3 separate regions of the Homo sapiens genome follow, and regions 1 and 3 are each linked to region 2. The links are chromatin loops, found by intact Hi-C in ENCODE. Cell type or tissue: A673. All regions are shown on one strand.

Region 1 (8,000 bases), 1.8 Mb before region 2:
AGACATAAAGAAGACTCCACCAACATGTGTAATACAATTTAGCTAACAAACATCCCACAGGGAATAACACGACATGGATCAACAGGCTGTAGGTGAAGGACTTCAGGGGAGGCAAAGGTAGGCGTCTTGTTTTTAGGGCTATTCCTAAAATAGTGCATGTGGATTTAGTAAAACCAATTATATGAGAATCGTGCAGCTAATTGTGCAGCTATGTTTTTCATTTGCCAACCCATTTTCAGAAATAAGTATATTTCTGTTGGTTAGGCTTCATGCTGATGAGATCACAGTTTTAAAACACATATGTGGGAGTTGGCTTTACTTGACTTCATGGCCAAATTGTGCACTCCTAACTTTGACCATTTGTTCCAGAACAGCTTCATTTTTTTTTTTTTTTTTTTTTTTTTTTTGAGACAGAGTCTCGCTTTGTCATCAGGCTGGAGTGCAGTGGCAAAATCTTGGCTCATTGCAATCTCCGCCTTCCGGGTTCAAGCGATTCCCCTGATTCAGCCTCCCGTAGCTGGGACTACAAGTGCGTACCATCACACCCGACTAATTTTTTGTATTTTAGTAGAGACAGGGTTTCACCATGTTAGCCAGGATGGTCTCGATCTCCTGATCTCATGATCCGCCCGCTTCTGCCTCCCAAAGTGCTTCCTCGTTTTGAAGACAAATTTAAAATGTGACTTCACATCTGTACCTACTACAGAAATGTATACTTGCGTACACACTCACATACATGCACACCGCAAAAATTTTAGACCCTGTGAATATAGTCAGTAAAGTTGCCTTTATGTCTGAAGAGCAGTACTTTTTTTTCAGAGTAGCATAATTTTTTTTTTTTAAAGATCAAATCTCAAAATTATAGTTCACTTAGAAGAACTTTATCCTGTAGAATTCTGTTCGGAGGCACAATGGTGATACAGACAGCTTTTGCTTTCATTTGTATTTTATGACAGTGGAAATCAGGAGTATTTTCAGGGAGAAACTGTGAGAGAAATGACTTGGCTGAACATCTGCTATGAAGCTTTTATCTGAATCTGAGGCTGCAGTGGATGACCCCGAAGGATCTCCACTCCCAACTTTTAGATTATACAAGTCTAATCCAAATTCTTTCTTGCCAGGCTTTACGTTAACAAGAAAGATCACTGTTTGCTGCCTTCTTCATCTGTTTCTTACATAGCAAATTACTTCCTAGAATGTCTGAAGATTTGACAGCTGTATTTGATCTTTATTTTGTCATTGGCCATGATATCTCTTTAAGGGGAGATGGTTTCATTTTATAGATATGGAAGCAGAGGCCATCTGAGGTTAAATGGTTTGTCAAAATCATACGTGAACTATGTAACACCAAAGGCTAAATACGGCACTAGGGATATTTCTGAAAATAAAAGGCAGTGCCCAAGAATCTATAACTTTGTTTTCTTTTTGAGGTAGGGTCTCACTCTGTTGCCCAGGCTGGTGTGCAGAGGCACCATCATAGCTCATTGCACCCTTAAACTCGAGACTCAAGGTATTCTCCCCCCTCAGCCTCCCAAGTAGCTGGGACTATAGGAATGCACCACCACACCAGGCTAATTTTTCTATTTCTTAATGTATTTTTGTAGAGACAGGGTCTTGCTGTTGCCCAGCGTGGTCTCAAACTCTTGGCCTTAAGCAATCTTCCCACATCATCCTCCCAAAGTGCTGGAATTACAGGTGCGAGCCACCTTACCCAGCCAATGTAACTTTAAATTTTTTCCCCCATTGGTAGGATTTTGAGTTTGTGTGTGCATTTGCATGTGAGTGTTTGAGTCAGAGACTATATGAAATCGGGCTTTGCATCTCAACTACCTAGAAGTGTGCTGGACACAACATAGGCACTTAATAAATCCATGTAGTATAAATGAAAGGTTACCAGGGAAATAATCTTGTCTGGCAAAAGACAGTGGCATTTTCATTTTTAACCACTGCGATACTGATTATTTTCAGTTCCCCACTCTGCCACCCCATCTCCCTCACCAAATCCTGAAATTCCCCCATGAATAATAAATACATTTATAACAAGCAATGGTGTTAACCTGAATTTTCATACTGGAAAGAGTAATGATTTTGGATGTAGAACTCAATTTCTATGTTTGGGCATCTTTTGTAATTTCTTTATGCCTCAATTGGAGTTTAACAACAATGAATACAGATATTTTAAACCACTAGCATGAACACTAATGACATTTATTAAGCACTTGCTAAAAGCCATGGAATGTGCCAGAGAGCTCACATGCATCTTCATATTTAGTCCACGCAACACACCTGCGAGGCAGGTCTTTTTATTGCCACCATACCCTGGCTCAGAGACATGAGTCTCCTGTTCAAAGTCACACAGCCAGCCAGGCAGAACTGGAAGAGGGATAACGACTGACTGTGGTGAGGACTTGATGGTCATCCCTCCATAAACAGCAGCTATTAAGATAATGGTGATAATGCAGGAATCCTTGGGAGCACATAACACGATGAGTGTGCAGCATCTTAGCATAAGTAAGTTTATGAGGTCTGTTTCCTCCCTGATAGCGAAGGCTGTCAGCATGAAAGCTATCTCTGCTTGAGGGCAGAGAAAACTTAAGGATGTGTTAGGAGTGAGAATGTAGAGAGTGATCACATTATTTCAAAATTAAAATAGTCCTTTTGAGAATATACCCTTCAATATTTGGCTGTGCATGTGAAAGCAGGAAACAGAGGCGAAAACATATTTTATCAATTTCACAATTTACCTAACATACGTCTTGATTTGCTATATGCTTGAATATTACAAAGAACAGGATGGAGCATTCTTCCTTGCTCTTCCTCTAAGAGAAATCTGTTGCCGTATGCTGTTCAGCCTTCAGTCCGGGAGTGCCATCCCACAGTGTTTCAGCGGAGAGCTGCCAAGAGAGAATAATAACACTAGCGGTGTTATTTGCTGACACGAAGGCTAGGAATACACTTACAGCCTAGACTTGGCTTCTTGCCTCTTGTTAAGGCACCAAACAGCCGGGCTTACCGACAACTTCCCTGAGACATTCGCTTACTCTAGCACTATTTAAATCTCTTTGTAGAGTGTATTGCTTTATTTCCTTCAAGTCTTTTATCTTTTTAATCTCACCTCTCATTCGTTTTCATCCCTGAGACTAAAGAAACAAGAAGGAGTACAGATCTGGGGATGTTAACCTGAGGTCTATGAACCCCAACATGAATGGGCTTCAGGCCAATCTTGAACCAAACCCCTGATCTCTCAGAAGGTGAGGGAGGCCTAGACCATCTTGCTTTTCTGAGGTTCCATTTAGATTAAAAAGTAGATATGCCCAAATAGAGTTAGCAAAGCAAGTGTTTATTTTTAACTGCTTACTATAATAAACAAACTGTTTTAGCACACAACAATTAACAATATGATGCAATATAATTGTGCAAAACAGGATATTTACAGTGTTTATGAAAAATACCAATTCAAAATGTTTCAGGTGGTATGATCAAATCATGGGTTGCAAGATTAAGGTTGTCTGGTGAATGTTTTCCATTTTTCAATTCTCAGAGTGTGTCTCTGTGAATGTATGTGTAATCTCACTTCAAAAAGAAGTTTCATAGTCAAAATTTGAGGAATTCTGCTTATGTGAATCATCAACTACATGGCCCCCGCACCTGTTCCTCTTTTTACTCAGCCTTTCCTGAGAGGTTCTGCCTTGACAGTGAATGCAAACTTTTATGCTTGTGGATTCATTTCCTAGGTTTTATTAGATTCTCTAAGCAGTCCATTTTCCAAAAAAGGTTAAGAATCTACTTGTCTCAAAAGTAACCTAACCTATAAAACCCAGACCAATGAACAGAACTCCTCATTTTAAAAATTCAGAATATTCTTCTTTTATATTATAAAATCTTTTAACTCTGCAATTTAAAGTAATATTAATACTCTTTTTAAGAGTATTAATATTAATATTAATTCTTGGTGTGCTTTTTAAAAACATGTTTAGTAATCTTGAAATTTGTTGTTTCAAATTTCAAGAAAATGTCTTGCAATTTGTTGTTTCAAAAAAAATCTTGTTTCTTAAACTTGCCGCCTCTCTATTCCTATTCAAGAATATCTAAGGTTAAAATGAGGATGGTTATCCTGAAGAGTCAGTGGTCTAAAGCCCATCCTGTTACTCTGGAATCGTGTGACCCTGAGGAAGTGCTGAACCTCTCTGTTCCTCAGTTCTGCATCTCTAAGAAGAGATAGTTAATTTTCATTCCTCAAGTCCGTTTTAGCTCTAAAAGATTATAATTTTTCTTACTCTGTTTCTCCACCTACTGCCATACTGTCCCTGCAGTGTTTTCATACCTGAGCTCCAAAGCTATCGTCATGACGTTTTGACCTACTCTCTTAGAAATAAAACATTTGCTTACTTTACAACCAAAACCAGTACTTAATAGGTCTGAATTCAGATTTATTTTGTCTTTGACCTGATGTCAACGAAATATTTATTTTGTTGTCATGGTGAGCAGTGCATGCCAAGTAAACTTAGATCACTATAAAAACTTAAAAATAAAAGAAAATCTAAATGTTTTGGCCCTATTAAGTTGCCAGATACAGAGCTGCACTGATAGCTTAGGGCACTAGATGGCGATATAAGTGCATCACATAACAAACATCTTGCTTGGTCCAGCATTAAAATCCTAATGATTGAGGCCAGAACAGGTTAATGCATTAGTTAACGAAACAAAGTCAAATATAATCAGGTGTAGGAATGTTAGCTAACGCTCTGAATATGTTCAGTAACCCAATGCTTATTGAAAGAAAAGATTGTTAAAGTAGAAACTAATTTATCCTACTGTTGAGCGTATCTTCAAGCTAATTTTTTGGGCAAGAGTTGGCAATAAACACGTTTCTCATAAAATGTATATAATTCCTAAGTTCACCTCCATTTTTGTTTTTCACTTTTTAAAAATAGCAATTGTTTGGGATGGCGTGTGCCTCACATATATTATTCATTGACCAAGCACTATATTCTTATCAGGGATGTGAGCCCTAAGACACTGGTGTTTTAAAGGGGAAATGGCCGACTTACTGTAAGCTGTTGGCTGGGCCATTATTGACTGTCAGGCTCAACTGGAAGCACTTTGTTAGTGGATTAGGTTGCCCTGGAAATGCCTTCCTGAAACTCTAATGATGCACTTAAGGGAGCCCTCTGGAACAGGAGTAAAATGTCTTTTAGCAGCAGTGCCTTCCACCAGAGTCCTCTTGGGATGACTTGGGAGGGGCTGGGGGCACGTCCAAAGAGACGCGCAGTAAGGAAACAACCCCAGAAAAAGGTTGCAGGTATCAATTTCTTACAGGTGAGCTAAGATAATGACTTATGGATGTAAACTGTGGGCTTTCTGTGGGTGCCGGTGCTTCACGTCTTCATTTTGAAAGAGCATCATTAATTTCAGAGAGAGTGTTTATGTATCTACCTATTTACATATATATTCATATTTATTTATTTGCTAGGGGTTGTGGTGGCAGGCGGATGAAATAGAAAAGGAAAAAAAGGGAGAATTTGAGTGAATATGGTTTAAATCAAAGGATTAAAAAAAACACTGTGTAGTTTGAACACTGGGGTCATTTGGTGTGCGTGTCTGTGTTTTAAAACAAGCATTAGAGGGATATTTGCCCTTCAGCAGGAAGGAATTCCGTGAACGAGGAGGGGGGAGGGGGGAAGATCTGTAGATTTTTCAAATAAAAAGTCAGTTGTGTTTATCTCACAACTTACCTCTTGGGTAGGGGGCAGGGATTTGCTGTGGGATGGTGATGGAGGTAAAGACAAGGAAGAAGGAAAAGGCCCTTGGAAACTCCAGACTCCAGGACAGGACAGGGAGGGAAGTGGCTGCGCAGCACTGCGTCCCCGCCCCAAGCCCCGCGCGCCTGGCAATCGCGTGCCCACCGCCGGAGCGCGGCGTCCCCGTGCAGTCCTGGCAACCTGTCACCGAGGAGGACGTGACTCGGAGCTGCCTCCGCTTTCTCCAAGCCATATTCCTTTAAGATGATGTAATAGTCATTTCCCTGGATGGTTTCTTGCCTGCACTGCTGAAACAACAGCATCCGAACTGCACTGGGAACTGTGGAACCACCCAGCTCCGCCGCCAGAGAAGCCGGAGCCCCGGGCCCCCCGCCGGCATCTCTGCGCTGCGTTGGCCTCTGGCTCGCACCGGCTCCCACCTGGCTGGGAACATGGGAGTCCGTTTGCCCTTGCCGGCAGGTGGGGTGGCTACCTGGGACCCTAGCAGGGCACATCTCTCCATCTTTCTGCTTCTGGGCTTTCTGAAAAGCTTCTAAGTCCTGGTACCTCTTGCAACTCTCTTCTAAGGATCCTTTCCAAAGATTTCTTTTTCCATTTTTCTTTTCCCCTGGGGAAGCTTTGGTTGAATATTTTCTCTGCTTTACTTCTTCAACCCAACCTCCTCTCATCAGGGCTTAACTTTTTTTGCGACTTGTTTTAACTTAAGATACGGAATGAACACATATGTACCTACATACATACATAAATACAAATAGGCATTTATATAAATGCATATATATAATAGTTATTTTCCAAGAGCACACCTCTCTGGCACTTTTCATTGATACCTCGGTCGTTTACCTGTTTGGGATTTGACAAGATCCAGACTCAGTTTGGCTGTGGATTTTGATTGCTTTACAAATGGTTATTATTATTTTTTTCACAAGAACTGGGTCTCCAGCACTCACTAAGGTAAGCTCTAAGACTTATTGCTTTTCCTGTCCAGCTGAAAAAAAAATTCCCATTTGGAAGTTGAAAATTGCATGTTTCTTTTTAATGTAGACTTACAAGTAAATTGTTTTTCATACTAATTGCTGGAGACAGAGGCTTATAGATAAACATGTAGGCACAAAATAGCATGAGAGAAGCTATGATTTAATTGAAGAATGGCTGAGATCAGTAGTTCCAGAGCTGCTTATGTAAAATAATCTCTCTCTCCCTCCCTCTGTTTTTCCCTCCCTCCCTCTCTCTCTCTCCAGAGGACTCTTTTTCTGACTCATTCCAGGTTTGAGGAAATAATTTTTTCTCTTTTCCTTCAGACGGACATCTGAGTAACTGGGGAATTGGCCTGCCTTGCATGTGAGCTTGATGGAAGATTGGATATAGACGAGTTGATTATATTTTATGAAGTAGCAGCTCACTACCATCCACCATCCAGGGTTTAAACTACTTTTTCAGCATCACTTCACCTGTGGACTCTTATACATTTTGATTTCTTGGGGGAAAAATACTGGGATAAGAGGAGGTCATTTTTTAATAAGTTAGCATCCTTTTCCCTTTCTTACAAGTTGATCCAAAGGATAAGGCTGTGACTCCATTGGATTGCACCTTTAAATCAAAATAGCAGCAGCAGAAGAAAGGGACAATGGCTCTGAGTGGAAACTGTAGTCGTTATTATCCTCGAGAACAAGGGTCCGCAGTTCCCAACTCCTTCCCTGAGGTGGTAGAGCTGAATGTCGGGGGTCAAGTTTATTTTACTCGCCATTCCACATTGATAAGCATCCCTCATTCCCTCCTGTGGAAAATGTTTTCCCCAAAGAGAGACACGGCTAATGATCTAGCCAAGGACTCCAAGGGAAGGTTTTTCATTGACAGAGATGGATTCTTGTTCCGTTATATTCTGGACTATCTCAGGGACAGGCAGGTGGTCCTGCCTGATCACTTTCCAGAAAAAGGAAGACTGAAAAGGGAAGCTGAATACTTCCAGCTCCCAGACTTGGTCAAACTCCTGACCCCCGATGAAATCAAGCAAAGCCCAGATGAATTCTGCCACAGTGACTTTGAAGATGCCTCCCAAGGAAGCGACACAAGAATCTGCCCCCCTTCCTCCCTGCTCCCTGCCGACCGCAAGTGGGGTTTCATTACTGTGGGTTACAGAGGATCCTGCACCTTGGGCAGAGAGGGACAGGCAGATGCCAAGTTTCGGAGAGTTCCCCGGATTTTGGTTTGTGGAAGGATTTCCTTGGCAAAAGAAGTCTT
Region 2 (8,000 bases):
AAACATAATATTGGAAATCCAAGAGTGTTAAGTGAAGTCCATCCCATTTAATCAGTGTTCCAACAGTTTCCACATACATAAGCCCTGTAGGGGTTTAACCTTCCCCAATCATAGGCAAGGAGCAGCCTAGCCCAAAGCCAGCTCCTTGTCATGTCTGTTTGAAGGAACCAGTGTGACAATATCTGATTACAAACTCAGAACACTTTATGCAGTGCTAAGAGTTCCTCAGGAGGGTGATTGTGGAATGGTTTCATTCTTCTTAATGCTTTATTATTGAGATATCATTCACCTACCATACAATTCACCCATTTAAGGTGTACAACTCAGTGGTTTTTAGTATATTCACAGATGTATAGCCATTACCATTACAATTTTAGGATATTCTATCACTTCAAAAAGAAACCTTGTGCCGTTTAGCTATCACCTCATATTCCCCATCATCCCAACCCTTGGAAATTATCATCTATTTTCTATCTCTGTAGATTGACTTATTCTGGACATTTCATATAAATGGAATCAACTAATATGTGGTCTTTTGTGTCTGGCTTCTTTCACTTAGCATAATGTTTTCAAGGTTCATCCATGTTCTCTTATGTATCAATACTTCATTCTTCTTTATGGCTGAATAATATTTCATTGTATGGTTGTACCATATTTTGTTTATCCACTCATTAATGAGTAGACATTTGAGTTGTTTCCCGCTTTGGGTTATTATGAATAATGCTGCTGAAACATTTGCCTATAAGTTTTTGTGTGGACACATGTTTTCATTTCTTTTGAGCATACACTAGAAACAGATTTACTGGGTCATATGGTAATCCTATGTTTAATCATATTAGGAATTGCCAGACTGTTCTGCATAGAGGCTGTACCATTTTACATTCCAACCAGCAATGTATGAGGGTTTCCATTTTTATACCTCCTCCCCAACACTTATTATTTGACTAAAGTGGTTTTTTGATCCTACAACTTGATCTTTGGACTGTCACAATTACATACATGACCACACATACATTTACGCAATCATTGACGTAGACACATGTACAAAATTACGTGGTGGGCATACTCGTACACACCTCTAGAGTTCACATACATACACACAGAATCTCATAATCACAATCCTTTATACAATTGTGTCTGCAATCCCACATCAGCACATATAGCATACACACATCAATCCATAGACCACATGTGTGAACAAAACAAGATTTGCAATGGACCAATGCCATCACACATGTACATTAAATTGCCATGGGCCTTGAGCAAACATACATGTTTGCTCAAAACAAAGGGACATATGTATTTAATAACACACTCATACCTACATAAACACAAATACACAAACAATAGTTGTACCCACAAAAGCATAGTCCTAAAAAGGCACACACAGAGTTACCATCATTTATCAGTAGATGACTGAAAACAGACTGAATGTATTTACTCTGGATGGCATGGAGAAGGTTTCATTATCCTTGGTGTACTAGGTAGGAAGACCTTTTCATTCATTCCTTCACTCATTCCTTTGTTCTTTAAGCTACAAGTACGTATTGAGCATGCAGAAATACAATGATGAACCAGACTTACATAGTCCCTGCCCTCATGGAATTTACAGTCTAGCAAGGAAACACTCATAATCTGTGATATGTGCTCAGAAGGAAATAAGCAAGGCAATATGTTTGCCAAAGCCCTAGGATAGTAGGCAGTTTACAGGAACTTTTTTTTTTTTTTGAGATAGGGTCTCACTCTTTCACCCAGGTTGGAGTGCAGTGGCACAACCATGGCTCACTGTAACCTTGACCTCCCAGGCTCAAGCGAACTTCCCATCTCAGCCTCCTGAGTAGCTGGAATGACAGGCACCTGCCATCACACCCAGCTAATTTTTTTAAAAGAGATGGGATCTTACTATGTTTCCCAGGCTGGTCTAGAATTCCTGGTTCAAGCGATTCTCCCAGCTCAGCTTCCCAAAGTGCTAGGTTTATAGGCATGAGGCACTGAGCCCGGCCTTCCAGGAGCTTTTATCATTTTATCATTATTGTTTCCTCTTTTATCCTAGAAAAGTGAAAGGGATTCAAATTCAACTACTATAAGTCATTGGATAGGCGTGTGTGTGTGTGTGTGTGTGTGTTTCTAGCAATAGTCAATAATAAGAATATGGGCTCAGAACTTGGACTACCTGATTTTAGATTTTCTTTGTTTCATACTAATTGTGTGACCTTTCTTTCCCTCTTTGTCTCAGTTTCTCATCCAAATATGGGGATTATAACAATTCCTTTAATAAGGATTAACTTAGCTGATACTTATAGAGTACTTAAAACTGCCTAGTAATTGCTCAGTTCTGAATCAATATTAGCCACCATTTCATTTTCCAAGAGCAGGTTTTCATAGAGGGAGATGGGTGGGGTGGGGAGAGGGACAGGAGGAGGAGCCTGTGTAGTGCCCTGTGGACTGTAAATTGGACGGCTCTTCATCTTCCACCCTATCTGAGCAGGCTTTTGGAATGCAGTCCTGGCAAGCCACCCCACCAGGCCATAAACCAGCTCCTCCCCACCTCCCTGTGCCCACAGCCACAAACCACAGAGAGGACGCACAATGGGTGGCACCAGGCATGGCTGTTGGTTTTCAGCTGTGTCAGGTCTTTCTACGTAGCTGCTCTGTTTGCTGTGGGCCTGGGTTGTGGCATTCATTGGTTCTGCTTGGCTGTCTTTTCTGTCTGTGCAGGTCAGCACTTATCACCCCGCACCTGTCTCTCCAGGACATTCCACAGCCGTGGTCAGTCTGCCTGGCTCCCAGCAACACCTCTCAGCGAACATGTGAGTAAAAGGCTCATCCCTTCACCCAAGTCCTGGCACAAAGGGGTCATCTTTACCATGTACAGTGGTGATCTAGCATCACCATTCCCAAAACATCCCATCCAGAGACAATAGGTCGCCTTCCTTTACCACTTCCAAGTGAAATAATGGTGAAAAACAGAAATTAGGGCCAGGCGCAGTGGCTCACACCTGTAATCCCAGCACTTCAGTAAGCTGAGGCAGGAGGATTGCTTGAACCCAGGAGTTCCAAACCTGCCTGAGCAACATAGTGAGACCTCATCTCTACAAAAAAAATTTAAAAATTAGCCAGGAATGGTTGTGCACATATATTTTCCTAGCTACTTAGGAGGCTGAGGCAGGAGGATGGGTTGAGCCCAGGAGTTTGAGGCATCAGTGAGCTATGATCATCCCACTGCTCTCCAGCCTGGGCCACAGAGTGAGACCCTGTCTCAAAAAAAAAAAAAGACAACACAAATTAGCAAACCACATCACTCTTAGCTCATTATTTTACAAAAGTAGAAAGAGACTGGAAGATTATATACCACAACATCACTGGGAGATTGGGTATTGAGCAATTTCTATTGTCTTGCTTTAGATTCAAAATGTTGGGTCATAAATACATGTTGTTTAGTAAACAGCAAAAAATAAATATAGCATTTTAGAAAGAAAAAACAAAACAAAAAAAACCTTGTAGAGAACACTCCCCCATTCCCTTTGATAAAACGCTCCAATGTCTCACAGTCCTTGGAGTCTGGAGGGACTTCCTGATGTCTGAGATGCCTGGAGGCCATATACTGGTGATCCCTGAATCTGGCAAACCAATGGATTGTTTCCTGAATGCCTTTGATCAGGTAGCTATTCCCACCTCCACAGCCTCATCAGTCCTGATTGTCTTTACCCCCTGACTCATACTTGGATATTACCTGCCTGATTCCTGTGTGGACTTCAGTCACAGCTAATTTTTTGTATTTTTAGTAGAGATGGTATTTCACCATGTTGGCCAGGCTGGTCTCGAACTCCTGACCTCAGGTGATCCACCTGCCTTGGCCTCCCGAACTGCTGGGATTAGAGGTGAGAACCACCGCACCCGCTCGACCAAGAAGGTTCTTATTGCTAACCACTGGGCAGTCTCTCTCCACCATTCCCCCACTCCATGCCCCCCATCAGGCACGTCTTCCTTCCTCCCTCACCAGTTCTCTGTGTCTTCCCAGGTTTGTAGCCCTGCACTCCTACTCAGCCCATGGACCCGATGAGCTGGACCTGCAAAAGGGAGAAGGCGTCAGGGTCCTGGGGAAGTGCCAGGACGGCTGGCTCAGGGGCGTCTCCTTGGTCACCGGGCGAGTCGGCATCTTCCCAAACAATTACGTCATCCCCATTTTCAGGTGTGTCGCCTCCAATCCCAGACTTTGGGAGGTTGGGCCACCCTAGGCCAGGGGCCATCTGTGGGTTGAACTGGTGGAAGACCCAGTGCTCTTTCAGAAAACAGGCCAAGAAAGCGCTTTTTGCTCTATAACCCGCCTATCTCTTTTAAAACAAAATAGCAAAACTAGTTATCTTTTTCGTAGCCCTTCACAGCTTACAAGCACTTTTGTATCTCTTAGCTCACAGGCTGTGCCCAAGAATCCTCTAAGGTAGATATTATGTTACAGATGAAAATGGTGTGCAGAGTTAAGCAACTTGCTCAAGAACTGGATGTCAGGTTTTCTTCTGCACAAATCCCAGGAACCCCACTTCACATCCTCTATCCCAATGCTCCATCTAGTGGCGTGATGGGAAAATGTGGTCAGATGACTTCCCCAGAGCACCTCGGGAAACTTCTCAGGCTGCTAGAGTGACCCCTAATCAGAGTTTCCATGAACTGAGACCCCTACCTCTTCCTCCACACCCAAGATGAAATGCTAGTAACCCTGCAGGGCCTCCTCCCTCACCGCTTTTCCCGATCTCTTACATTGTGTGGCATACTGTTCATGTCATTGACCCCCTCTTTGTCTTACCACCTCATACCACTGCCACAAATGCACCTAGACCCCAAAACTATCCATGACTCCTCCTGCCTCCACCCCCGATCAGCCCAAGCAAACCCTGTCTCAAGGCAGTGAGGCTACCACCACACATCCAACACTGTCTTTATGACATACCAGAGGGTCACAATCACAGGGAAAGAGCCCCATTGTATTCTGTGCGGGTCAGACCTAGTCATATGCCCACTTTTGGGGACCTTCATTTAGGTGAGCTGCCACGTCCGGAGGAGGGCAGCAAGAATGGTGAGGAGACAGCAAACTATATCATAGCAGAAACCGATAAAGAAACTGGGGTTATTTAACCTGTAGAAGACAAGGGACAGAGGGATCACAATACACTGTGTCAACAGGGCAGTAAATTTGTTCTGAGAGGGGGCAGTGGAGTGGATCAGTGTATGCAACTGGTCTTGGTTCAGTAAACCAAGACGTTCAAGAACATCTTGGTTCAATAAAAGGCAGCTTTTTCTAGCCCATAGATTTTTCCAACCAGGCTAGCTGGTGAGGTGGTGGACTCTCTTTTTAGAAAGAGTGCAGGCAAAGTCGGCCTGAGTCCTCATAGATCTAAAGTTGTATAAAAAGATTTCTTCACATGGCAGAAAGTCAGGATAAAAGATCATAGCTTTTCCTTTCAAAGAAAAGTTCTTGAAATTTGTTACAAAGTTGTAAAATATCCAAGGGCAAACTGAGGTCTATAATTGATGCTTTAATTCATTTAATTGGCAAATATTGAGTGCTAACTACATGGCAGGAACTTTTCCAGGCACTGGAGAAATACCAGTAAACAAAATATACAAAATTCCTGCTTACAGAAGCTTACATTCTAGTGGGAGAGACAAATTTTTAAAACCAAGATATTTAAGTAATCTTTATGATGTGTTAATTATACTGGCTAACAAAAAAATCAGAAAAGGAGGATAGAATTTTTGGGGGTGGTTACAATTTTAGATAGGTTGGTGAGGGATGGCTTTGCTGAGAAGTAAGAAGGAAAGCAGGAGCCAAGCCATGTGGATCTCTGAGGCAAATGTCCAGACTAAAGACACAGCAAGTACAAACAAAAGACCTGTAGTAGTCCAGGTGCAGTGGCTCATGCCTGTAATCCTAACACTTTGGGAGGCTGAGGTGGGTGGATCACCTGAGGTCAGGAGTTTGAAACCAGCCTGGCCAACATGGTGAAACCTCATCTCTACTAAAAATACAAAAAGTAGCCAGACGTGGTGGTGGACACCTGTAATCCCAGCTACTGGGGAGGCTGGGGCAGGAGAATCGCTTCAACTGGGAGGGCAGAGGTTACATGAAGCCAACAGGATTGGATTAGAGCAAGCAAGGGGGATATTAGAAAGGAAGCCAGAATGGTAATGGGGTAGCCAGGTCATAAAGAATTTCCTAGGTCATAATGAAGGGTTTAGCTTTAAGCCTGTTGCTGGGTTTTGAGCAGAAGAGTAACATAATCTTAGTTGTGTTTAACCAGAATCCCTGTATTTGCTGGATTGAGAATAAACTATACAAAGGAAAAGGGGGAAGCAGAAAAACTAGCTAAGAAGATATCATAATCCTGGGGAGAGGTGATGGTGAATTGAACCGAAGTGTTAGCTGTGGAGGTAGGGAGAAGTGGTTAGATTCTGAATACATCTTAGACAACAGGGTTTTCTAAAAGATAAAATGTCAGGTGTGAAAGAATAGAGGATCCAAGGTGAGAGCAAGTTTTTTTTTCCTGAGTGACTGCAAGATGGAGTTGCCTTTAAATGAGATAGTGACTGCTCCATAAAACGAGCATGTTTTGGGGTATGGAGGGAAGTAAAAGCTTAGTTCACAGCAGACTAAGCCTGAGATGTCTCTTAATAATCCAAGTAAAGGTGTTGGTAAGCAGTTGAATACATGAGTTTAGCATTTAAGAGAGAGCTCCAGCCTTGAGATGCTATTTAAAGCCCTGAAACGAGATGAGATCATCATGGTGGGATGAGTTGTATCCAGAGAATGACAACGAGCCAGAAGCTGAAATCTTCAAGGAGTGAGAGGAGAGACTTGGAGAGTAAATGCTGACTGCAGGAAGGTGGAGTGGTGGGTAGTCAAGTCTGATAATATGAGTCAAAGCTGGGAAGTATTGAGGAGTGTGGGAAATGGCCTAGAACTGACAGTGAGGAGCAAGGAGGATGCCTACCCTAATTCATGAACGGTTTCTTCCATGGCTTTAAAATGAATTCCCCAGGGCCCATCCCCACGACTAGGGCATTTGCTTATACATCAGGCCTTAGTCCTAAATCCTGGTTATACCATCAAAGACTCAATAGAATAAGGGTGACCATATGCTTTATCATCCAAATTAGGACACTTTTGGGCAGGTATCAGCTGAAACTCTCCCGGGAAAATCAAGCCGTGTGGTCATCCTAAATAGAGTGTGTGTAGAATTTCATCCCAGTGTATTTCAAGGCTCCAGTTTTCATTTCTCTCCTTGGCCAAGGTCGGTCTATTGTGTTCTTGGGCAAGTCATGAGCATCTCTACTCACCCCTTCTGAGATGCCTACATGTCAGGCAACAGATGGAGTTTCAGCACAATAGATTGCCATTGAGTTCTCCCCTCACTCCCAGTTCAGGGAAATCTGAACATATGCAAATATTGAGGTGCTACTAACATTGAGGCATGGTTTTGTTTATGGGGAACCAACATTCTCAGGAAGAACAAGTGCCTATTAGAGGATACGCTCCTGAGGGTTCTTAGGTGGCAGAGGATCAATGCTTTCACTGTGTTTATACTTTTTCCTTGATGATCTCTCTAATGCAAAAAAAGGCTCCCATCCCCACTAATCTCCCACATGAATGATACATACCCAGTCCATCTATCTGTGTGCAGGTGACCCTTGTTCTTAACCACCATTTCCTTGGTGGGAAGTTTACTTCTTCCCATGTCTCAGGGATGAATAATACTGTCCTTTTCAGCTGAGTTCCTACTATTATTATTAGCAAGTTTTGTGTAAGAACTGAGTGGATTGGGCTACATGTGCTAGGCCCCTTTCTGTTCTTTGATTCTCTGTGTTTGGGTCCTTTTCCCCCTAGCCTTTGTCTTCTGTTTATAATGATGGCTCTTCACTGCCATCCAGCCCCCTTGGTGTGTACTGCAGCCTTTTATAAAACAGCCAGGGCCCAAAGGTGTGAGCATTTGAACCTATGCTCT
Region 3 (8,000 bases), 810 kb before region 2:
TCCTATCCTGAGGTAGAACATTGTTTTCAGAGGAGAAATTCCACCTTTTTCATGAGGCTATTGATACTGCCATGCTGTCATTTCAAAGAAGACGGACTTGGAGAAGGCAGTCACCACAACCCTGTTGGACATTAGAATTCCTCACTGATGTGAGGAATCTAAAATCAAAACTAGAAAAGGTAATCTACTCTCATTGACCTACAGCTGAGAAGATAGAGCAGACTTGCCTCTTAAAAAGGTCGGAAATGCTGACCCAGCATCTCTCAGGACAGTTATGGAAAGGAGAAAGTCCATTCAGGCCACAGCTACCTGTCTTCTGTGGCAGTAAACATCGTTTCTATTGCAACAAAGGGCACCTAGTATCACCCCCTACTGAGTAATCACTAAGAAAGCAATTCTATTAACAAAGGCCACAATGTCAGTTTCTTACAAGCTAGCCTAAGCATTATGTATAATTAATAACTCCTCCTTTATCTTAAATCAGATTAATAAAGCAAGTGTGTTTTTAAAACATAACCAACCTTGGGATCTGAATAGGACAGGGGTAGGGGAAGTGTAATGTTTACCAACCACACTGCTTTCAGAGTCTTTGCATTTACGTTTATGCTACTTTTCTACAAAGCGAGTGGAAAATAGACACCCTTATTTGAATACTGATTATATTTACATGGAGTATTCTTAATTTGTTGTCAGTAGTGGAAGGTTATATGCAAGAGAATATAAGTTACCAATAATTTTTAATCATATGGCCTTCTGAAATCTGCTCATAGATACTTAGTAGCTTTACTTCATTTTCCTGACTCTTCTTATTCTGATAATCAAATCAGAAATATACTAATTCTTAGCAATATCAACTTTAACAACTAATAACTACTGAGTGCTTACTCTGGCCCAAACACTCACAATCTCACTCAACACAACAGCTCCATGAGATAGGTATTATTATTTATTCTATTTTACAGTTGAGAAAACTGAGGCTTAGAGGTTTTAAACCAACTTGCTTAAAAAGTCCTTACTCTTAACCAAAGGTAGAGTAAATACTTAATACCAGGTATGTCAGTCATTAGTCTCTGCCCTTAACTACCACACTAGAGTACTTCCTTATAAAGAAAGGAGAAGCCCAGAGCGGTAAAAAATGTTGCATTCTAAACATGTCTGCTTTGGTCAGAGTATTTCCTAAAAAGCGTTCCAACTCCCATTTCCATTTTCTTGGTGGCCTAGTCCAACCCAAGATCTTTCCTTGGTCTACAAGACAAGAACAAGCAACTGCAGTAAGAATTCATTTATGCCATCTATTCCATGAATACTTACTGAAGACCTAGTCTACATCCAAACCAGTAGACTAAACACTGAAGAAACGTTGCCTCAAGAAATAGAGTCTACCCATTCAGTGCACAAACTACACATAGAAGCGCATAGCTGGACACCTGGCTCAGAATGACCCAGGGGAAGTGTTATCACAGCTGAGACCTGAGGATGATGAGGGTATTTTCCAAGGCAATGTGTATTTATATGAGCTGTGGCCTCAGTATGTCCTCTTCTTCCTCCAGAATATTGAGACTGGTCCTCTTCGTGGATTTTGCAAAATTAAAACAACAATTCCAACCACCTATCAGTTAAGTAAAAAGAAATGTAATATTTTGTATCAAAGGGAAATGTAACAGGACCATAATATTATGATGCAGGAAGTGAAGATAGATGCACAACTTTCAGTGACCTTAGCAGACTATCAGCATTTCACTGAGCCATTCTCTTTCTTGTTATTGCTGCATAAATATGTATATAAAAGCATATATATATATACACAAGTAACTGAGGGTCAAACACTCAGCTCTTCAGAGTATAGAAAGGAAAGAGGGTCACAGGCCGATATTCTTATGGTAAGGTGACAGAGCCCCTCAATCCTGTGATTGTAGCATGTTCTTTTATTTGAGTAAGGTGTACAGTTGTTGGAGAATTATATAGCTGTCACTCAAAATGGTGTAACTTACTCATTGGTCAACCCAAGCATTAAGTACATTTGCTCCTTCAGTTGCTGTCAAGCCCAGAGGGAGTGCTGAAGTCAGCTACTGCCCTGGCTGGAAGGTCTCAGGGAAATAGAGAATTGGGTGCTTTCCTTGCAACAAGAATTGGCACTCAAATCGTCCCTGGTGGGGATGGCAAATTAGGATTAATGAGAACAATGTGTCTGTGCTCTTTTGCTGAAACATTGGTTCACTTCTGTTTCAATTGACACCCAAGATTATTTTTTTTTGCTTACAAAGATTTTCTTATTAGGGAAAAAAGTGGCAGATTTGCCATCCTAGAGCCTGCTGAATGACAAATGCCACACTTATGTGTGTACATAGGATAAGACGGTAAGCTTTGCAAATGTTTCCTAGCAGGAAACATATCCCAGGCAAAGGGAAGAGCATATGCAAAGAAAACATAGTATGTTCCTAACTTCAAGCAATATTTTTGTCCTATAATAAAGGTCCTGGTGAAGAATGTCAAAAGTGTTTAGAAACTAAACAGGAGCCAGTGCACAGGTCATGTAAAGAATTTTGGCTTAAGTTAGCTGGTCTAATTAGATCATGCTATTTAGAGTGTAGTGAGAAGTTTCCTAAAGAGAAGGTGCTAGCCCACAATCTGAGAACTTGAATGAGTTGCTAGAAGATGCTCGACCTCAGATTTCCATAGGTTCTGTCTTCATTGGCATTGAGGAAGAATCCTGAAAGGTGCTTAGTTACCAACTATGGTGCATAAATGGTTTATGCTGCCTTAATAAGATTACAAGGAAGGGATCTTCAGTGGTAGATTGCATGATCATTTCCTCTCCATCCTGTAAGAGGATGATATATCCTCAACCACAGCTGTGTCTCTTGCAGTATCCCTGCCCTAAAAGGAGTATACATCCTGTAAAGGAAAATTTTAAATCTCAGGACCTCCCAAACTTCTTATGCAAAAGGATGCTTAAACCCAGAGGAAGCTGAGTCATTGCAACACCCTCTTCCAAAGAAATAGCTGTTACTAACGCTGTGCATCAGCAAGATCCTCATGAAAAGGTAAAAGCCTCAGACATCTGCAAAGGGCTGCCCCCACAGATCATTCACAAGTAAATAAATTGCTGGCCTCCCATAAACAAGGACATGCCAACTGTAACTTTAGGTCTACGATCTAAGTCTAGCTCCTAAAACCCACATTGATAATGTTCATCACAAGCTTATTTTCCCAAGTGCAGAACAAATTCAAGACTCATTTCTTCAACCTACCCAGAGATGTCTGCATAGTTGACTCTTTTTACTTCCTTTTTTCTCTTCAGAAATTTACCTTATCTCATGGAAAATGTAGATTTACTGGGCACTGACCAAAGTCTCACAGGAATGTAACTATTCACCTTACTGCCCACCTGCCCCTCTTCCTACATGCCTTCCACACCTTTAAGGAAATGTATAAATACTAAACTTCCTGACAACCTCTTTGGAAAAATAGCCACAGTTATGTCTGTGGCACTTATTTTCCTCAGATGCATTCTAAAGCTGGCTTAGTAAACCTCCATAATTGAGACCTGTGTCAGTCACTCATTTTGGTTATCAATCCCCACTGCGTTGATGTTGGATTTGGCCTTGAGATGTGCTTTCACCAGAAGAATGTGAGGAACTTGACATACACATCAGAGCAAAAGTATTAGGAGGCATCACTTGTTTCTGCCAACCCTCTTGTTCTTCTGTCCTCTACCATAAAAACTGCATGTCCCAAATTGGGTCTGCTCCTTGAGCCTGTGTCCTGCCATGCAGCAATGAGGAATTGCAGAGCAGAGCCACAGCAGTTGACTCACAGTCCCAACACATAATGTAAGCCAGAAATACACTGTTATTCTAAGTCACCAAGACAGTGTGGTTATTTGTTACTGCAGCAAATCTGCATAACATATCTTCTAAGACAGCTCTTTAGATTTCATTGCCAGCCAAACAGAAAAATAACAAGCAAAACAAAACAAACAAAAACCTCAGGGTGGGATAGCTATATATGCCTATGGCTGAGCTTTCATACATGTGTCAATTCCTATGATTTTTTTAATGGTTGTCTGGAGCGCTATGACAAGAATGTTTGTGTAGTCATTTCTAATCTCAACAGGGAAAATTGGCATAATCAATTATTAATGTCTGCCACGAGCATGAAATTGAGAGGTGGTGACACAGATGACACGTTTGCTGGTCTAAAGCCGACTTCTCCCACCCTTGTAGCCTTTCAAAGAAAGAAATATTGTGTTTTCCCCTGTATCCATCATCTTTCCTGGTTCCTTCTAAAGATTCATTCCCTCTCACAGGACTCTCACACCTCTGGTTGCAGCAGCAGAGAGTGTGATGGCAAATGAGGCTGGACTTTTTCTACCACTGATAATAAAGGATCAGCATAAATACTTATTTTTTCTCCTTGGATGACCTGTCCATGTGCTTCCCCATCTGATCATTCCTTCCTGTGCTTCTGGAAAGAAGTGGTCAGTGTTACTGATCCTCTAACCAGTCTTACACAAAATACATACAGCTCTTCACATGGCTGAAATGAGTATGGGTATTTTCACAGAACCCCAACCCTCCAATCCTACTAGCTTACTCGAGGTTAGGCTGGAACGGGGCATATTTCATGTGGTAATCAGGCACCTGGCATATGCCACATTCCTTCTCACAAAGACCTACCCTCCAACAACCTCTCTTACATTGCTAGAGCGCCACCTAGAGTTCACTGTAACAAGTTTGGTTCCCCAAGCCTCCCTATTAGCTTGCTATGAAAAGGGCCACATTACAGAAGAGAAAGAGGACAGAAGAGAAGCAATTTTTGCTATACATTTCTATGTGCTAGGGTGCTATTCTAGGAGGCTAAATGCTTCACTTATCCATATAAGGTAATTGTTATCCCCATTTCACAGATGACAGTAGTTTGCTCAACAAATAGAGCCAAGATTCAAAACCAGGACTTGCTGACATCAATGCGGATGTTTCTTCCATTATTCAACACTTCTAGCTCTTAATTTCATTCAGCACTCCTCGATTTCAGGACGTTCTATGACTCCCCCACAGAATATGTCAACCTCAGTGGAGAAAATTTGTCTATGTAAAACCTAAATGCATTTATTTACACATTTCCTATTGCTACTTTTCCATGCCTTTTTCTCCTATGCCAGATATGTACTAAGCATCTGTTGAATAAATAAATGACTAAATGAATGAAATGTTTTTTTCTTGACTTTTTTCAAACCCTTTTCAAAATTCACATACCCAGAATAGCTACACCCACATCTGACTACTCTGTTACTTTATATTCCCACCTTGTGAAAGGTCTCCCCTGTTATGTCCCCACTATCCTATAAATGAACCTCATATTACCACAATCCATACATTTCTAAGAATGAAGTGATTAAAATTACTTAGGACACTTCATATGCAAATGAAAGCCTACACAAAACTACTTTCCTTCAATAAAGAAGTCACGTAATTATCTGAATCATCAATTATCTAAATCATCACTTATTTACCTGCTTTATTGAGCTAATTTCCTAATACTAGTTTATATTAAATAATGTGTGGGTATCTATCTGTCTCTATCTATCTATCTATCTATCTGTCTATCTATCTATCTAACACACACACATTAATGTGAATTTTTCAGTGACATACAGTTAAACATCTGAAGCATTTTTTCTGGGACTATGTGCACTGTCTCAGTAAGAGTATGAGCTCTACGAGGGCAAGTACTAATTTTAAAATTGTGCTATAATCTTCTAATCCGAACTGTAATTTCTTCAGCTATCTCATTAAATGTTTATGACTGACCAATGATTCCTCCTCTTGTCTAGCTATTCTCTAGCAATTCCTTTGAAAGAAATACTAATGAGCAATTAAATGTTAAAAAGGGGCAAAAGAATGAGGAGTGGATTTTCCCAGAAGGTAATTATGAGTGCCTACCATGTTCCAGGAATCACTTGGAGTGATGAGAGGACATAGTCTCTGGTCTCAAGGATATTGTCTCCTGGGATAAACAGACAATTACAGCACAGTATTCTGGGTCAGCAGAGGCCCAGAGGTATCCTACACTTAGACAAAAGGCAAAAATGACTGACTGCTGAGGTCTCTAATTACTGAGATTCCTCCTGAAGTGATGGTAAATGCTATAATGCAATTATAATAAATATAATGCAATTACAATAAATGTCTGTTGAATTGAATTAAATCAAATTGATGCCTCGCTCTCCAGAAGCTCAAATATACACCATGAAAAATGGAAATGCCATTATTTAAAAAGAAATTCAAGGCCTCCTAGTAAGTTATCCATGGAGATATTTCAGAAGATTTTTAACCCATAAGAGTCCTTAAGAAATTCTATAAGCTTCTGCCCTACTCAAGTGGCCCTCTCATCTGATGAATGGACCCTTATAGAAGCTTCTTTAGAATATTCTCAGACATTTGAGGTAAGGTCCTGGCAAAATGAGAATGGTTTTTCTGCCACTGAATAACTTAAGGATGATAATGACAACTAAATGTGATTGATAGCAGCCACAATTTGTGCTAAATTATTTCATATAAAAATATGGCCCCCAGCAAAGCATATCGTTGAATGCTGTTTTCTCAGAATTTGGTACATCTTTTGCCTCTTTTCTCCCTCCTAAATAAGTTCTTTGACAACAAGGTTGCGTCTTTCTTGTTGATAATAGGATGAATGAGCATATGATAATTGAATGCATGAAAATGAATTTAATAGATGGTTCCTCATAATGGTCTGACGTTTTATGGCATTTATAAATGGGTACATCTCACTGGCACTCTCTACATTGAGCAAATGTATTTTCTTTTTAATTTTCACTTTCTGCTTTATTGCTTTCTTTTTTTCATCAGACAGGGAAAGCATGCTTTTATAGAAGTATTAGAAAATAAAAATAAGCAAAGTTTTTAAAACCAAAGATTTCACCACCTAGCATTAACCAATATTAACATTTTGTTTCTGTCTTTTCCAAGGTTTTCCTATACAAATATACACTTTTTAAACAAAAATATTTTTTTCTGATATATACAATATTTTGTAATTTACATATTTATAAATAGTAAATAAACATACTTTATAAGTATCCATGTGCATCCTCATCTTTAGTAGTTACAAAATAATCCATTGTGTATATCTCAACATTTATTGAAACTATACTTATTATCAGGCAGCTGGGTTGTTTCCACATTTTTGCTATTTTAAACAACATTATAATAAATGTCTTTCTACGTACAACTTCTTGTATTTATTTGAGGGTTTCTTTAAAAACCGGTAGAATTGCTGGGCCAAAGGGCAAATCCCATTTTAAAGGCTCCTGTTGCTTATGACTGAATTTCATACTATAACTGCTTTATACCACCACTGTGTCAATCCTAGGTGTTATGATCTTATAAGCTTAGATGACATATAAAAAAATTAACATGTTTGTTTCCTACATTTAGTGAATATTATAGTGATTCCATAAACCTTGTTTATGTGTATAAAAGCAGAATGTGTAATGATTTCGAAGCTGGTTTCTCAAGCCAGATTATTTGATCTCCTATGCTGGCTCAGCTGTTCACTAGCTCTATGACTCAAACAGGTTAAAGAGCTTCCTTGGGTGGGCTTCAGCGTCCTCATCTGGAATATGATATAATTAAAGTATCAATCTCTTAGGGTTGTTCTCAGAATTAAGTGATTTGACCCATAAAGTGGACACAGAACAGTACCTGGCACAGGTAAGCATTCAATAAATGCTACTTGTTCTCTTGTTTCTAGGAACACAACTAAATTAATTTTTCAGCCTTTCTTGCAATTAGATACATCTATGAGACTAGACTGTAAGATAAATTGATGTGTGTCATTTACTGGTCTGGCTCATAAATACCTTGAAGACACGATTCTCATTCATTTCCTTGTCAACCAGCAGAATAGAGATCACCCAAAGGACCTAGAGCAGGTGGAATCACAAGATAAAAGGAGCCTGGATGTATAAATGACTA

The links. A loop is a pair of places that touch in the nucleus more often than their neighbours do. Peaks named below come from ENCODE experiments on the same cell type or tissue, not always from the same donor. Only the 100,000 strongest peaks of a DNase experiment are listed, where the experiment ranks them.
Region 1: it touches region 2 in a loop (6-fold over the local background); 46 of 110 quality-filtered maps call a loop at or near these places.
Region 3: a loop joins it to region 2, with 4 times the contacts of the local background. A loop is called at or near these places in 4 of 110 quality-filtered maps.

The regions. Positions count from the first base shown.
Region 1 is chr5:144,199,329-144,207,328 of GRCh38, forward strand. KCTD16 (potassium channel tetramerization domain containing 16) reads left to right here. Exons shown (of 4, transcript NM_020768.4): 3 at 7,061-8,000. The coding sequence starts at 7,387. Among named protein-coding and RNA genes, the nearest start is that of KCTD16, 32 kb to the left of the region's middle. In A673, a CTCF peak has its summit at 4,586 (motif pointing right); a DNase peak (open chromatin) is centred at 4,623; H3K4me3 peaks cover 727 bases; H3K27me3 peaks cover 821 bases.
Region 2 is chr5:146,045,054-146,053,053 of GRCh38, forward strand. SH3RF2 (SH3 domain containing ring finger 2) reads left to right here. Exons shown (of 10, transcript NM_152550.4): 6 at 2,719-2,810; 7 at 4,022-4,192. All of the region lies in intron 1 of LOC107986458 (a long non-coding RNA gene), which reads right to left. Among named protein-coding and RNA genes, the nearest start is that of PLAC8L1, 57 kb to the right of the region's middle. RefSeq lists an enhancer at 3,620-4,120. In A673, CTCF peaks have their summits at 4,574 (motif pointing left), 4,775 and 7,928; DNase peaks (open chromatin) are centred at 4,538 and 7,908; H3K27ac peaks cover 2,007 bases.
Region 3 is chr5:145,233,384-145,241,383 of GRCh38, forward strand. It overlaps a transcript of PRELID2 not described here. Among named protein-coding and RNA genes, the nearest start is that of PRELID2, 600 kb to the right of the region's middle. RefSeq lists an enhancer at 156-657. In A673, CTCF peaks have their summits at 4,721 (motif pointing left) and 4,922; DNase peaks (open chromatin) are centred at 2,888 and 4,708.